Linked DNA regions of Homo sapiens: region 2 is linked to region 1. A link is an interaction called in ENCODE POLR2A ChIA-PET data of the cell type or tissue named here. Cell type or tissue: CD4-positive, alpha-beta T cell. All regions are shown on one strand. Links, peaks and the distances in the headings refer to the core of each region. The heading gives the core; the rest is flanking DNA.

Region 1 (2,914 bases), core at 130-2,629:
ACCTCCACTGTCCACTTTCCCTTCTTAAACTAAATCGTGGCTACACTGACAGAGCAGTCCCACGGCTTGGCAGCCCCAAGTGCGTCGTGCAGGGATGTGATCATCAAGCTGCTGGAGAAGCCAATGAATTATTATCCTTGGCATCTGAAGAGTGGCATAAAAGTTGTTTCTGATGCTCACATCCATTTCTTGAGACAATGATATTTTGTTGGCAGTTTTAGGGTCATGCTAAAATAAAAACAGAATCCAAATGAGGAGACCCAGCCATGCCACTGTTAAGAAGAATGAAACTGGAAATTGGAAGCACCAACTACTGTATGATGGGGGACGGTGGCGACTTTTCTTCCAAGATCAGGACTATGCCCTTGGTCCTAGGTCTCAAGAACGAGGTGCCTTTTCCCTAACTCCTGCCCTTCCCCACTTAACCCATAGACCTTTTCCTCACTTCTCCCTTTCCCTAAATCATTACCCTCCAGCTCCACAGGAGAAAGCTCACCGTCGTTTCTGAATGCAAACTCACCAACCAACTTGATGTTTAAATTCAATAGTATTGTTGAATTAGCATTAATTGGTGCTAACTTTTTGGAGGGAAATTTGATAACATCAAACAAAATTTGAAATAAACAAACCTTTCAATTCAGGAATTACACTTCTAGAAATTTATCTCACAAAAAACTTACAAGAGTATACAAAAAAGTTCATTGAAGCATTTGTTGTTATAGCAAAAAAAAAAGAAAAAAGAAATTGTCAACAACCTCAAATATCTATCAATAAAAAAGTAGGTAAAGTACAATGAATTTCCATAGAATCACTATGGAATGTATATGTAGCACACTCACAGCTTAAAATAAGTAAATACATTTTAAAATAGCATCTGTAAACACATCTATGATATGGATGCATGTGCCCACCTGTAATGCACAGAAAAAAATCTCTAAGGTAGAGACCACATTATTCCACTGGTTATCACTGAGGAGTAAGAAAGCTAGGAGTAGGTAAGAGAGCTCATTTTTTACATCACTTCCTGCTGTATTGGTTTATTTTTTACAGTGAGCACACATTCTTTTGGTAACAGGAAATTATCACGAATGTTTCAAAATACAGTTGTGCTGGCTAAGTGTTGCTGTTGCCCGAGCCACAGGATCTGAGGAACAGAACCCAGGGCAGGAAGGAGGTGCCAGGGCAGGAAGGAGGTACAGGCCAGTGCAAGCTCCTCAGACTCCCGGGGTGTAAATGGGGATCATTGTGGTATCCACATCCTAGGGTTTCTGTGCAGATAAAATGAAGTCATGCCTACGAAGCCCCCAGAACAGTGCCTGGCACGCAGTAAGCACATAATGTAATAAGTAGTAGCTGTTATAGCTGGGGCTGTTGGTGGTAACACTGCTGCCCAGAGACAGCCACAGCAGTCATGAGCCTGCATTACAGCAGTCTGTTGTCAAGTCTGGGTCCTGTACTAAACATAAGAAGATCAAAGGTGAAACAAAGTTCATCTCAACATCCCCAGTGCCTGGGACACTGAAGGATACACTAACATTTGATGAACAAATGTATGGACTGTCAGGAAATATGTGTCGATGGTAACTGAACTGGAATAAATTGGTCTCCACCAATAAGCAAACAGGCAGTTCCTATGACGTACCTGTACCCAAGCAGAAAAGCAGAGAGCACAGCCCCACCCTCCAGGTGCAGAGATCAACACATCTGAAAAAAAGCTAATGAGGAGTAAGTGACATACAGAATTACTTAACCACTTCCTCCTCATGGCCCCTTAGCATCTTATATACACCACTATCACAGTTCTTATGGTTCCCAGGAGCTTCTATTTCTTGAGATAGAAACGTTAGACCCTTAGTGAGCACTAGCTATGAAACAGGCCCTGTGCCAAACTGTTCATACACATTAGTTCATTTAATCCTCATAGCAAACCTACCATCATTGTCCCTGCTTTGCAGCTGAAGAAACTGGAACACAGAAAGGTTCAGTAATTTGCCTAAGATCACACAGTAAATGACAGGGCCAGGATTTGAACTTGGAAGAGCATGGTTTCAGAGTCCAGGACCTCCAATATTACATATTATTGTAGCCATTTAGATAGCAAGTGCCTTGGGGGCTGGGTCATGTCTTAGCGACCTTTGTATCATCAGAACCTGGATCAGAACTTGGCATGTAGTAGGTTCTGAATAAATATTTGTTGATTAAACAGGCTCAGGCTATGCTCACCTTTGGCTTAAAATGGAGTCAGTTTTCCCCACTGCCCTGTCCATCTACTGCCCAGAGCACCAGCCTTGGGTTCATGTGAGCAAGCCAGCCTCCCAGGCCCCAAAGCTGCCCTGGTACCCTCCGATATCTCAGCAAGTTTCTCCAAAAACAATTCAGCTCAATAGCCAGCCAGCCCACATTGGTGAGAGATTCTAGGCATAGCTGTCACTGATGAAAAGATTATATTTATGTCTTGAACAAAATCCATTCATTCATTTAAGTACCCAGAGTCCCCCAGAGAGTGTCATGAATCCACCCAACATGCCCTGGCTCTCGACTTTGTGTCTGCATCTTTGATTTAACTGATGGATGTGTAAAATCACAGGTGATACACACAGCCAGACAAATCCCAGGTGGCCCATCCAAAGGACCAAGAGCAAAAGTTATTCCAGTTGAGATCAGTGGAACTTGGATTCACAAAATCCCCCTGGAGATCCTCTCTCTGGCCTTTGATGATGATGATGATGATGATGATGATGATGATGACGCAGAAACATGGGGGCTTCCAAGGCTGTACCTCCTAGGCATCCTGGGGAAAGGAGCCCATCAGAACATCTTCTAGGCAGCTTAGCCCCTGCGCCCGAGGCCAGCACAGTTCCCACATTACACATGTAGTCTTCCCTCCATACTCTGGGACTGCTGCTCACTCACT
Region 2 (2,839 bases), core at 1-2,500, 260 kb after region 1:
CCTGACACTGCACTTACTTCACAATTAACCAAGAATGAGAAAGTAGATACACCTTGCTGGAGAGCCCATGCACCAAATGTACTGTATTTTTGTATATATACTTAGAAAGTAGAGTCACATAACATTTGCATTTGATTTCTGTAAATTCATCTACATTAGGCATTAAACAACAAAAATAATAATGTTAACATTTCAGAATATTTCAAAGAGTATTTACTCAAGAGTGAGCATGAGAAACACGAATGTAATCTACTCTTCCCCCAGTGGTCTCAGTTTCCACATGCTTCTCCAAGAGGATGTATCTCACTGTGCTGAGTGTGAGATGAGGAGGGCTTAAAGAGATGTATTTGGAACATACAAGTTTTTCCGTAAATACAAACCCATTACTTCCTCTGGTGGTCAACTAAGAAACAGCCATCCTTCCCAAAGCTGGCAGAGGCAGATTTACTTTGAGATGAACAAAGATTAAGCTTCATAGGTCTGATAATGCATTTGTACAGCCTCTTTCTATCGTTCTGAGGGACCCCAGAAATTTTGTTACTTATAGTTTTTATTCCTTTTCTTAAAGAGGATTCCTCAAATTACAAAACCTGAATCCACCCGTAGCTAGACGTTCAAGTTTTAGAACTTCTTTCCCTCTCCTAAGGAGAAACTTCCTAAGGGATTTTCGACAGTGCATTTGACTATAGGGGCTTTCCACCTTGCACGCTGACTTGAGAACCTGACCCTGTCTGAAGACTCAACTGTATAGAATATACAACATATACATGCATCAAATATACAGATAAGCATCTAAAATGCATCGTTCTAACAGTTGGCTTTGTAACCACTTTCTACAGCCAACGCATTCACCCTCTGCAGTAACTATGTTAACCCAGCTCCACTTTTCTCGAACTTCACCTCCCACACCAAGCAATGGGCGCTCATGGCAAATCACCCAGGACCGCGTGGACGCGAGTGTCCCCGCCCCGCCCCGCCCCGCCCCGCCCCGCCCCGCGGCCCAGGCCCCGCCCCTCCGTGCTGACCGCCGGTCGCGCTCTTGCCCCGGCGAGAAACGCGTCGGGCATGACGTCATCATACGCGACAACACCGATGGCCCAACCCTGCTCCTGCTGCAGCCGGTGGGCGAGGGCGCGCGCGAAAGTCGATTTTCCTGCCGCGGGGAGGCCACAGAGGACGCAGAGGCCTCGTTTCCGCGGCCCGTCGCTGCCGGTTCCTCTGATGTTCTCGGCGGTCTTCATGCTGCCCGGGGAGACCGGAGGAGTCTGGGAGCGTCGTCTCCGCTCTACCGTCTGCCCTGCGCGCACGCGCAGCGTCTCCGCCGCCTACCGGCGCAGTGGAGGAACTGGCCTAGCTGGGTTTCCGTGCGGCCCCAGAGGCACCTGCTCCACCGGTGCCCTGCTTGCTCCCAGGGACCAGAGGCTGGAGAGACCGCGGCGCTGCGTTCCTAGCTCCTGGACATTCCCAAGGGGTCCCAGAGTTAGGATTGATCTTCAAATAGAATCACCCTCCCTGCCGAAAGTTGCCAGCCAGTAGGATTGGCGCCTCAGTTTTGTTAGGATGAGGTCTTTCTGCTTAGGAAAATCCCAAAAGAGACGTTGAGCCTTTCCCTCCAGCAATCTTTCGAAAATAAGTTACTGGAAATCAAAGAATAGAAGGCGAGGCTGACAGTCCGACCACCGCGCTCCTTTGCGGTTCCCAGATGTGAAGAGTGCAAGGGCAAAGTAAACATTCGTTATTGTGCCCTCACAGCACCAGTGGGCAGCAAGCGTGAAGAAATATTGTCAGGAAAGGCACATCCACAGACCTCAATTCCAGTGCATGCAGACAGAGAACAATAGGTGTTTGTGTTAAAAAGTAATACTAAGCTATGGAGAGGTACAAAACAAGTTTTTGTTTTTTGTTTGTTTTTAAGACGGAGTCTCGCTCTGTCGCCCAGGCTGGAGTGCAGTGGCGCAATCTCGGCTCACTGCAACCTCTGCAACCTCCGCCTCCTGGGTTCACGCCATTCTCCTGCCTCAGCCTCCGAGTAGCTGGGAATACAGGCGCTTGCCACCAGGCCCAGCTAACTTTTTGTATTTTTAGTGGAGACGGGGTTTCACCATGTTAGCCAGGATGGTCTCGATTTCCTGACCTTGTGATCCGCCCGCCTCGGCCTCCCAAAGATTACAGGCGCAAGCCACCGCGGCTGGCCAAGTTTTTTTTGTCTGGGGGTGTGTTGTAGAAAAATTGAATTCAGATTACAGTTTTTTGTTTTTTGAGACAGCGTCTCACTCTCTCGCCCGGACTGGAGTGCAGTGGTCCGATCTCGGCTCACCGCAACCTCCGCCTCTCAGGCTCGAGGGATTCTCCTGCCTCAGCCTCCCGAGTAGCTGGGATTACAGGCGAACACCACTACTGCCCAATTAATTTTTGTATTTTCAGTAAGAACGGGGTTTCCTCATGTTGGACAGGCTGGTCTTGAACTGACCGCAAATGATCCACCCGCCTCGGCTTCCCAAAGTGCTGGTATTACAGGCGTGAGCCACCGCGTCGGGCCTAGATTCCAGATTCTTTTATCCTTATATTTTAGGGGATAATTCCTTCTTACCTGTAAAGGGTATGTTCAAAATGTGAAGACGTAAGGACAAAATCAGTGTATACTGTGTCAAAATATGACGAGTAACCTGCTAAAGCTGATATAATTTGTATGAAGCACTTACAAATAATCTCATTTTCCTTTGGACTGAAAGTGAAGAGCAATGAGTTAAACTCTTTATTTCATGACATTTTATCATTATTGGTCCAGTATAAGGTCCCTCTCCTTAATTTGCCCCTCCCCCACTTTTTTAAGAGACAG

Evidence for each region. ChIA-PET counts read pairs that join two places held together with the same protein. Peaks named below come from ENCODE experiments on the same cell type or tissue, not always from the same donor. Only the 100,000 strongest peaks of a DNase experiment are listed, where the experiment ranks them.
Region 2: POLR2A ChIA-PET joins it to region 1 with 7 read pairs; 2 of 35 experiments call an interaction of 5 or more read pairs at or near these places.

The regions. Positions count from the first base shown.
Region 1 is chr10:123,240,278-123,243,191 of GRCh38, reverse strand. No RefSeq gene overlaps it. Among named protein-coding and RNA genes, the nearest start is that of BUB3, 87 kb to the right of the region's middle. In CD4-positive, alpha-beta T cell, for the core only: no CTCF peak of the experiment used is centred there; a DNase peak (open chromatin) is centred at 1,661; H3K27ac peaks cover 2,351 bases.
Region 2 is chr10:122,978,882-122,981,720 of GRCh38, reverse strand. It overlaps PSTK (phosphoseryl-tRNA kinase), which reads right to left and starts at 1,320. Exons shown (of 6, transcript NM_001363531.2): 1 at 1,026-1,320. The coding sequence starts at 1,241. RefSeq lists an enhancer at 989-1,308. In CD4-positive, alpha-beta T cell, for the core only: CTCF peaks have their summits at 1,135 and 1,335; DNase peaks (open chromatin) are centred at 410, 1,070 and 1,310; H3K4me3 peaks cover 1,349 bases; H3K27ac peaks cover 885 bases.